Regions from separate parts of the Homo sapiens genome. Here region 2 is linked to region 1. A link is an interaction called in ENCODE POLR2A ChIA-PET data of the cell type or tissue named here. Cell type or tissue: MCF 10A. All regions are shown on one strand. Each heading gives the region's core, and the rest is flanking DNA. Links, peaks and the distances in the headings are about the cores only. Region 1 overlaps LOC105376041 (a long non-coding RNA gene). Region 2 holds the start of LOC105376042 (a long non-coding RNA gene).

Region 1 (5,380 bases), core at 112-5,111:
AAAAGGCCAAAGACATGAAAAAGGGGGCAGGTGCTTTCCTCCTATGAGACTAGGCTGTGCTGCCTTCTAAGAAAGTGAATTCTCCCATTGGCAAGATGAATTCTCTTTCAATTATTTGTGAGGAAACTGGCAGCAGATATTTTACCCTCCTGGTCAGAAAGGAAGTTCCAGGGCCTTCCACTTTGTGTCACAGAGCTGATGCTGGGATTTTGCTGGTTGCCAAGTGCATCTATTCTATTTAGGAAGTGGGGAAGTAACCACAGGATGTGTGCTCTGTGATCTGAACTTGGGCCCTGAGTGCTGTATTCCCCGACTTTGACTGTGGGCTATGGTGGTTCACTCTCGTAAACGGTCAGAGGTCCCTCTGGGGAGGGCTTACAGGATGGTTTATAGGATACATTTGTAAAGAGTCCTTCTTTAAGGGGACCCAGCCGTCCTTTCAAAGAAGAGGCTCTGGGTTAATACTAGGTCTGAAAATGGACAAGAAATTCTGGCTGTCCACTGTGGTGATTGAAATCAGCTTCTAGACACCAGATATGGAGTTTTCCCTGTTACATAAAGCACACAGCATTTTAGTAAGATGCCCATCTCTTTCAGTCCTAGGGACACTGTGACAACTAGCCAATGACAAGATTCCTGTGAGTCAAGACACAGTGATGTCCACCATTTTACTCCATTTTACTGCCCATTACAGTGTATGTGCCCTGCTCTGCCCTTGGCAGTTGGATGCTACCACTTGGCCTCTGCTATTCTGGGATCCCATGATTCCCAGTGGATTAAGGAGCCCATCACAGTGGTGTCATCTCTTATCTTCATATGTGGCCAATAGAGGAGAGCCACCACCAAGTCTTCAAGGATAGTAGTGGTCCCCTCGCTAATGAATTTCCCAATGTCATAGTGAAGGGAATGTCCTCTGGGCCCCCTTGGAGAATGTAGTGGTTGGTTGGGTGGGTGAGTGTGCGAGTTGTCTATAACAAATCTATTCCAACATCTCCCTAAGCCTTCTTATCCCATCCCCTACAACACACCAAGGATGTTCTGGCACCTCAATGTCTTTAAATATAGGTCACCATTGAGTCCCAGTTCCACTCAAACAGCTAAGTAAACTATAGAGCCCCTTCCCCCTGCACAAATCAACACATTGAATCCAGAATCTCTGATCAGTGTACCTGTATCAATAAATTTGACTTGATGCTAAGTTCTATTCTGCCTTCCTTGGTCTAACACCCTAAGAATCTATTCATGCACATATTCTCCAGGTTTCTACAATGTAATGTATCAAAATCTTGCCATTTTTTTGGTGTAGAAGCTAAATCTTCCCAGGGTAAACCTTGTATGTGCCCTACTCAAGTACATAGAGTTCTGATGTCAGTTGAAAGTCTAGTGGCCACAAGCCCTAGGTTTTGAGGAGAAAAGGTATCTCTTGCAAGGCAACTGCCTTGGGTGATCTTAACACAGGGTCCTTAAGCAAGGGAAAGAGAGTCTTCTCAGACATGACAGGCAAGCTGCTTCCATTGGCAAAGGAAGCTCAGAATGACTCAAGGGTTCAGGATTCTCAGCTTCATCTGAGTCCACCCAGATTTCTCCATTCCAAGTCTCAGGTTCTCATTCCCTAACTTTCACATAAGAGACTGGAAAGCCTGTGAATTCAACTTATAATTATGCAACACACACAATTACATTTTTTGTGTCATTTTCAGCAATACTGACCCTGTAGCTGCAAGAAATGTATTCTTATTTATCATTTAAATAAATAATTTGTATGATTATTGAAGCATATTTATAGTTAAGCTTTCTAGTTCTCTGATTGTGACCCATCTTTGACAGTTGTTTCCTGGGACCACTCCTGGTTCTATTAGCTAGATCACTCAGGCCTACCTAGTCAGATGACAAATAGAATTCATTTCTCTTTTTTTCTTTTTCAGGCATGCAACAGCTCTGTTCCCCAGGCTGGAGTGCAGTGGCTTGATCACAGCTCACTGCAGTCTTGAACTTCAAGGCTCAAGTGATCCCCCTACCTCAGCCTCCTGGGTAGCTGGAGGCATGTACCACCATGCCCAGCAAACTTTACATGTTTTTGCTAGTAGAAAAGAGGTCTCACTATGTTGCCCAGGCTGTTGAAGTCCTGACACAATCCTCCCCACAAACCTTGGGAGGTACAGGGATTACAGGCATGAGCCACTGTGCCAAGCCTACAAATGGAATGTAATATAAAGAATTATTGGGCCAGGCATGGTGGCTCACGCCTCTAATCCCAGCACTTTGGGAGGCCGAGGCACGTGGATCACCTGAGGTCAGGAGTTCGAGACCAGCCTGACCAACATGGCGAAACCCTGTCTCTACTAAAAATACAAAAATTAGCTGGGCGTGACAGCATGCACCTGTAGTCCCAGCTACTCGAGAGGCTGAGGCAGGAGAATCGCTTGAACTCAGGAGGTGGAGGTCGCAGTGAGCCAAGATAATGCCACTGCACTCCATCCTGGGTGACAGAGTGAGACTCCGTCTCAAAAAATAATAATTAAAAAAAAAAAAAGAATTATTGGCTGGGCACAGTGGCTCATGCCTGTAATCTGAGCACTTTGGGAGGCTGAGGTGGGCGGATCACTTGAGTTCAGGAGTTCAAGACTGGGATCGACAACATGGCAAAACCCTGTCTCTACAAAAAAAATACAAAAATTTAGCCAGGCATAGTGGCAAATGCCTGTAGTCCCAGCTACTCAGGAGGCTGAGGCAGGAGGATGGTTTGAGCACAAGAGGCAGAAGTTGCAGTAAACCAATATCGTGCTACTGCATTCCAGCCTGGGCGACAGAGCCAGACCCTGTCTCAAAAAAAAGAAGAAGAAGAGGAATTATTAACTAGGCAACTTGGAGGTAGCAACTGTGAAGCAGCTACCACCATGAGGGCTAGGAGAACAATGGAAATGGCTGGAATGACTAAAACTTAGATGCGTATAAGAGGGGTCCTTGGAGCTCAAACTGAGACCTCTGCAGGGTGTGCCACTAGGCTGATGCTAGTGTCACTGAGCTTGGAGAAAGAACCCCAGGGGGGCTGGGGCAGTTCATTCTGGGTGGGCCTGAACTCTAAAATCTTATCAGCACTGTGTGAGCCCCAAATCTCTGCTCAGCTCTCACCTCCCAGCAGCCTCCCTCAAGTCTTGCCCTGTACTTGTGCAGTACAGGGTCAGCCAAAGGTCTAAGACTTGTGGGATTCCCTCTCTGTGGTTCCTCATTTTCTGTCCTAGATCCCCAAATCTCTGCCTTACTCCTGAATTCTGATGTCTACCTCTTCTGTCCAGTGAGACCACTTGGCCTCCACCTCCCTGCAGAGTGGCCTGGAAAGTGTCCCCAGGGAGAATGCTTGGGTAGATGTGGGGCTCACATTGTGTACCCCCTGACGCTCTCAAGGATCACAGCCCTGTATTAGAACACTGTCCAGTGCCTGTCCATAGCTGTTTTCTTTAATTTGTCCAAGTTATATAGTGGTTTACAGCAGAACAGCAAATCCTCTACCATTCTTTTTCGTCTGCTCAGTATCTGAATTCCCATCTTTGCAGAGTTCTACATCTTGCTACATCCCCTTGCATGCAATATTGAAGTGAAATCTGTCTCCCTAAAAATCCCATCTGTCATTTATGGAACTTCCCTCTAGAAATTCACCTTGCCTTCTGCTCTGTAATCGCCCACCAGAGGTCTGGAGAAAGGGCTTTCACCTTCCTTTAGCTTGGAGAAGACTATCTATGATTGCCCTGACTATTAAAGCTTGAGGTTCAAATCCATGGCCTATTTATGGAGTGGCCTTTGCTCAACTGAGCTTCTATTCTCTTCCTCTGTGCTGGAAGCTCCCCAAGGACAGAGAATATCTGCCATTTATCTCTACGTTCAAGGGAGGAATTAATGGATGGGACATTCATACCCACTTCAGCAGCTGCCGGGTGGGCACACATCTGCTCTGAATGGGGGATTGGCTAGTCTTCCCTGTGTTGTGTTTGTTTTCAGGCTGGAGGCTGAAGAGGAAGAAAATCACACCCATTCTTGTTGCCTAATTACTTACCCAGGTGCATGGGATCTCTCCACCTGCCAGACAACAGAGGCACCTCAACCCCCCTTCCCGACTGGGAGAATTTGTCCCTACTTTCTCCTATCATCTTAGGGGGCCCACAGGTGTGGCCCACAGTGTTAACTGGTACTCTGGGAACCAGAGAGATGAAAGAGCACAAATGCCTCTGCTGGGCTATGGGCTTGCAGGCAATTTTAAAAGGAAATAGACATGACTGATCACCTTCAAAGCTTGGGAATGTTTTCTCCACCCAGATACAGGGGCTTTGATGCCACAGGCTCAGTGTTGGAAAATGAGTCTTCTGATTTAATTCTCAAAGAGTCGTTATGCATACATAGTACTCTCCCTACCATTTAAAAGGAATGTAGATCATATGTAAATGCGCCTCTGTGAGATTGTGTATCCTAACCTGCATTAAGCACACATTAATTTCATTATGACACCGTTCACTTACTCCTCCTTTAATGTCTGCATAAAAAGCAGGCAAATCATTTCTGTACACATTTATTTCTCAATCATGACCATGTTTTGTCCAGTCCAGGTCTCAGGGTCGGGCACTGTACTACAGGAATGGTGGCTCAGTTTGAGGTAATCAAACGTCAACTCCCCTGACCCCTACTTCTGACCCCCTCCATGCTCCTTGCCAAGACTCATTCTTAAACTCCTTCTTTGACAAGGACCTCACTATCTCTGGAGCAGCCTGATCTCTCTTTGGACAACTATGAACCATTAGAAAGTCTGAACTTACCAGCAAAGTTGTCCCTGAAAAGCAGCATGGAGTTCGCTTATCTCTTTTGTTTGCAAATCCTGCTTTGTTCATTTAACATTATAAGTGTTTCCTTCTCATAGTGAGACCCCATCTCTGAAAAAAAAAAATTGTTTAAATTAGCCAGGCGTGGTGGTGCTCACCTATAGTCCTAGATACTCAGGAGGCTGAGTGGGGGAGGACGGCTTGAGGCTCAGGAGTTTGAGGCTGCAGTGAGCTATGATCATGACATTGCACTCCAACCTGGGCAGCAGAATGAGGTACCATCTCTTTTTTTTTTTTTTTTTAAAAAAAGGGTTTCCTTCACATCATTAAAAACAATCTTAAATTTTTGCATGTTTACACATTCACATATTTACAAATATGCCATTACATTAGATGTGCACTTTTTAACCGCTATTTTACTAAACAATGTATTATAAACATGTTTTCATTTCTATTAACCCATATTTTCTTTCTAATTGTTAATGCCTGCATAATCCTCTATTGTTAGATGTACCATAATTTATTTAACGATTGCCTCTCGGTGGGCATTTAGGTCGTTAACTTTTTTTATT
Region 2 (5,380 bases), core at 103-5,102, 71 kb before region 1:
GGGTAAAAGATGACTTTGTTGACTCACAAAAGTCAGAGGAAGAACACAGAGCAGCTATAATGTAGGAGGGTGACAAAATAATTTTGGTTAAAACTAGAGCTAGATAACGGCTGTTGTTATTTCCCAGCTTTACTTCATTTTTTTAATGATACAATATTCTAAATTCCCAGGAAGAAGTTCCAGTTGGCCCCCGATGGAGAAGTGCTCATGTGCGGTCCATCTAGTTGTAGACAGGGAATAAATTCATGTAAGAATCTATTACACCAGCAGGAACCATTTTGGTCAGGTGGAAAATTACCAGATGGGGCTTACCATCTCACAGAGAAAGAGTCTTGGGGTGATGTTCAGGTGATATACAGGCAATGTCTAATTTAGAACTTAGTAGAAAAATTGGCCAGGCACAGTGGCTCACGCCTGTAATCCCAGCACTTTGGGAGACTGAAGCTGGTGTATTACTTGAGGTCAGGAGTTCAACACCAGCCTGGCCAACATGGTGAAACCCTGTGTCTACTAAAAATACAGAAATTAGCCAGGCATGATTACAGGTACCTGTAATCCCAGCTACTTGGGAGGCTGAGCTGGAGGAATCACTTGAACCCGGGAGGCAGAGGTTGCAGTGAGCCGAGATCACGCCACTGCACTCCAGCTTGAGAGACTCCATCTGAAAAAGAAAAATCAGAGGCTAACCCATATGACAACTTTGTCTTATTGGAGCTATTGATGAATGTCTGAGTTTTGACACACTTAAGCAATGATGGAGATCTTGTTGCACTAACAGTGTAAGTTGAAGGCCCTATGACATACTTTGAAGGGAATAGTTCCTTTCTCCAGTTCAGACCATTTTACTTGAGTCAGTCAAGTGCATACACAAGGGGTTTTACAGAAATAAAAATAATTTCATTTATGTACTCACAATATACTTATTAAGTTGTTGACATACTTGAGGCCTGCTCTAGGAACTGGTGATACAATGATGAACAAGATAGGTTATGTCCTTTTCCACATGAAGAACATATTTTAGTTGGTGAAACAGACAATAAAAAAGGAAAACCTATGTGTGTTGTAGAGATTGTGACAACTTTTACATGAAAACAAAAATATAGAAACTGTAAAAGAAAAGGGAAAGGATTTCGCTATAAAACATTAGATACCTTTGAGGGACTAAAACAACCCAAATCGACTAAGAAAATTTATTCACAGTTCATATGTATGATAAAAAAAGCTCTTCCAAGCTGATGAAAAGTCAAAAATCCATTTGAAAAACTGCAAATTATGTGACTAGCACCCAAATATACAGATACATAAAGCAAATATTGACAGATCCAAAGGGAGAAATTGAGTGCAATACCATAATAGTAGGAGACTTCAATTCTCCACTTGTAATAATAGAATATCCAGGCAGAAGAGCAATACAGAAACAGCTGACTTGATCGATGCTATATTCTGAATGGATCCAACAGACACATACAGAACTTCCCACATAATAGCAGAATACACATTCTTCCCAAATGCCCACAAAACTTTCCTAGGATCACATTAGGTCACAAATCAAATCTTAACTAATTTTAAAAAGTTGCAAATCAGCCGGGCGCGGTGGCTTATGCCTGTAATCCCAGCACTTTGGGAGGCTGAGGCAGGTGGATCACAAGGTCAGGAGTTTGAGTCCAGCCTGGCCAATATGGTGAAACCCCGTCTCTACTAAGAAAATGCAAAAATTAGCTGGGCATGGTGGCATGTGCCTGTAGTCCCAGCTCCTCAGGAGGCGGAGGCAGGAGAATCGCTTGAACCTGGGAGGCAGAGGTTGCAGTGAGCCAACATTGTGCCAGTGCACTCCAGCCTGGACAACAGAGTAAGACTCCGTCTCAAAAAAAAAAAAAAAAAGGTTGAAAATCATACCGAGTATCTTTTCCTACCACAATGGAAGAAAATTAGAAACCAATAATGGTAAGAAAACAGGAAAATTCACAAATAGATGGAAACTAAATAATACACTCTTGAGCTACCAGTGGGTCAAAGAGAAAATGAAAAGGAAACTTAAAAAATATCTCAAGATAAACAAAACTGTTTAAATGAATGATGTTGAATCTCAGCTGCTTGCCTGACACTGGAACTAAACTTAATAGGTAGTGTATGAAGCAGACTTCACTGCCTGCCCACTTATCTAAGTGACTGAGTGACTAACTTTATCACCAATCATTTCTGACCTGATGGTCAGGATGACAGGCCGCTGGGTTGTGTAACCCATCCAGTCAGAGAAGTCAGGGGGTGTTGTCAGAGCAAGTTGCTGCCTGTGCTGCTGCTTCATGCCTGGGCTCCTCTGCATTCCAGATCCATGCCCGTCCGCTCGCTTGAGCACACTTACAGATGCTAGGATCAGGTAACCAGCAAATAAATATTGTGAGATGCCTCCAGCCCCTTCCTAACCTAAGAACCATCAGTGACCTGCAGAGAGTCCATGAGCCACTGAGTTTGTGGGTGTGCGCATGTTGCTGTGGTGAGAGCTTATGGTTTCCATCAGATTCTTGATGTCATTGCTAACTTAAATGTCCCAAAATTGTCAAAAAAAACACTACTTAAAAGAGACTCCCCCGCAAAAAATGCTCATGAATATCATAATCTATTCAAAATCCATTTCACAGCCACTGCACTGTATTCTGCTGCTCTCTGGGGTCAAATGAGGGGGAGAAAGAGCAGGACTCTGAGTTCACCCCCGAGCTCCACTTGGAGCTCTGTTGTTCGGGGCGGCCTCTGATTCTTGTTATTCCCACTCAGTGTCCAGAAGGGGAGGTGTGGGCTGAAGTCTTTCAGAGAAAACCCAGGAGAGCCTGACAGCCTGTCTTGCTGACGGCCTCCTTATTCCAGCTGACTGTGACTTCTCCCTTCATGACAGATACTCTTCATTCTCAAGTCAGGGAAAAGGACCCTGATAGGACACCATCCTGTCGGAGCTAACAGACGTGCACCTTTGAGAGTGATCGTTGAGAAGGTAATTTAGATAGATTTCTGTCTCTGAAAACGTCCGTTCATTTGTGTTGTAGAATTACACTCGTGTGTGTTTGTGCTCTGCATAGCAGTGTGTGCATCCTATAGTCTTTTCACAGAAGTGTATGTGTCTGTAAAAACATAGAGTGTAATTTCTGAGCACATAGACACTGAGTAAACTCAGTGTATGATTTAATAACACTTAATCTTTACTAAATGAAACTTGTTACTCATTTTTAAATGTAATACTTTTTGTAAGAAGCAAGTATGAATATGAGAATCAACTTGACCTGTTTCACTGGATAGCACCAACTCAGGATGCTCACACAGGAGCCGTAGAAGGCATCCTTTACCTCTTTCTTCTCCTAACCCCCCAAAACAAAAACTGATTCTTTTCCATTTTTGCCTCTTAGGTACCTAACATTTTTCCTTCCTTCTCTTTATCCCTGAGGCCATCATCTTATTCCAGCAACCTCAGGACTTATTTCAGAAGCCCCTTAACTGCTTCTAATCTGAATTCTTTCAGTCCACTGTTTGCACAACCCCCACAGTGATTCTAAAAGGCTCAATACCTGTGACTACCACTCTGCTGATGACAGTATCATACCAAGCTACTTGCACTCAAAAACAGCTATCAAAATTGACAACATGTGACACAACTCTTTTCAAGCATTGCACACAGCAGGCGTTTGGGGACAGTGATCCTTGAGGGAAGAGAAATGCATGATTTCGGTCCCTCTATCCTCTGTCTCTTTGCTTTATGGACACTTTCCTGCTGTGGCACAATGAGATTAAGTTCAAATGGAGCAATGGTCTTGCTGAGCTGCTGAAGGAATTTGAATCTGGGTCAGGATTAAGAAATGGAATCTCTAGTATGTGGGAAGGAGAGGTGTGGCAAAAGCTTGTTTGGAATTTGTGCTGTTTTTACTCACAACACTTTGGACACCAAATGTGTGGGGGGTTTTCTCACACCAACCAATTATCCAACTCTCCAGACACCAAACACCTGTCCAGTGACTCAGTTCACTTCTGACACTAAGCTCCCAGAGTCAGCATCAGACTCTACAGGAAACGAACTCAGTCCCACAAGTGCCCCCTCACTTCAGATGCCAGTTGCAAGTACTGAGTCCCCAGGTAACCCACCTTTCTGTCCAGCGTGGCTACAAAGTCAGGCGATTCCCAAAGCACTGCACCCTTTCAGGTGTGATAACTTGCTGGAATGGCTCACAGAACTCAGGAAAACACTTTACTTAAGGCTTAATGGTTTATTCTAAAAGATACAACTCAGGAACAGCCAGATGGAAGAGATGCATAGGGCAAGGTATGGGGGGTTCTGTGGAGCTTCCATGCCTCCCCAGGCATGCCACCCTCTCAGCAGCTCAGGGTGTCTGTTTGTCACCCCAGAAGCTCTCTGAATATCATTGTTTGAGCATTTATAGAGGGTTCAATCTTTAGCACCCCTCATCCCTTCCCTGGAGGTTGGATATTAGGGCAGAAAGCTCCAACTCTCTAATAATTTGGTGTTTCTGCGAACTAGTCCCATGCTGAGGCTGTCTTGGGGTTCACCCTAAGTCACCTCATTACCATAAGTTCAGGTGTGATGAAAAGGGGCTTGTTATGAATGACATAAGACACTCTTGTCACTCAGGATATTCTAAGAGTTTAGGAGCACTGTGTCAAGAACTGGGGACAAAGAGCAGATATATTTTTTCATATTATACCACAGATTTCAACATGTAATAGTGAGCAAGAGCAAGTCTAATTACACAGGCTGAGGCTTCCTGAGCCTAGCAGAGGTCATCTGCTTGGGCTGAGAGGTATGTGAGCACTTCTGGCTACTAAGAGAGGAGAGACCTTAAGGAACACCTTGGCATTTCAATGAAACTACAGAAGAGTGAACACTACATCTTAGCAAAAGGACCATGCCCTAAGATTAAGCTCAATGCCATCATAAACCCAGCCTATCAAAGTATGAACAAAGCCACACAAAAAGGGTTTCCAGTAACTCAACTGACTGCCTAAACAAAACTCAAGGTCCTAGAGATGAATAAAAACATAATCCAGAAACCACATAACATCGCATCCTCATTGTCCAGCATCCGGTCATGAACCAGTAGACCTGGGAACCCGGACAATGGAATCCAAAATCCCGGGAGGAAGTACCCGTAAAAATACCTGAGAGGATATAGATCTTGGAATTAGCAGACAGATTTTGAAGGAGCTATTTTGAGTTTACGGACTTAAATATTATTATAAGGAGTGAGCAGATGGGAAATTTCAGTAAGCTAAAAATTTTTTTTAAAAAAAGGAAATCCTTGGCTGGGAGTGGTGGCTCACGCCTGTAATCCCAGCACTTTGGGAGGCCAAGGCGGGCGGATCACGAGGTCCAGAGATTGAG

The links. Peaks named below come from ENCODE experiments on the same cell type or tissue, not always from the same donor. Only the 100,000 strongest peaks of a DNase experiment are listed, where the experiment ranks them.
Region 2: POLR2A ChIA-PET joins it to region 1 with 5 read pairs; 2 of 35 experiments call an interaction of 5 or more read pairs at or near these places.

Annotation. Positions count from the first base shown.
Region 1 is chr9:38,426,189-38,431,568 of GRCh38, reverse strand. It overlaps LOC105376041 (a long non-coding RNA gene), which reads right to left. Exons shown (of 8, transcript XR_007061487.1): 2 at 4,806-4,919. Among named protein-coding and RNA genes, the nearest start is that of IGFBPL1, 4.4 kb to the right of the region's middle. RefSeq lists an enhancer at 1,791-5,380. In MCF 10A, for the core only: no CTCF peak of the experiment used is centred there; no DNase peak of the experiment used is centred there.
Region 2 is chr9:38,497,251-38,502,630 of GRCh38, reverse strand. LOC105376042 (a long non-coding RNA gene) reads right to left here and starts at 2,980. Exons shown (of 2, transcript XR_929607.3): 1 at 550-2,980. In MCF 10A, for the core only: no CTCF peak of the experiment used is centred there; a DNase peak (open chromatin) is centred at 2,280.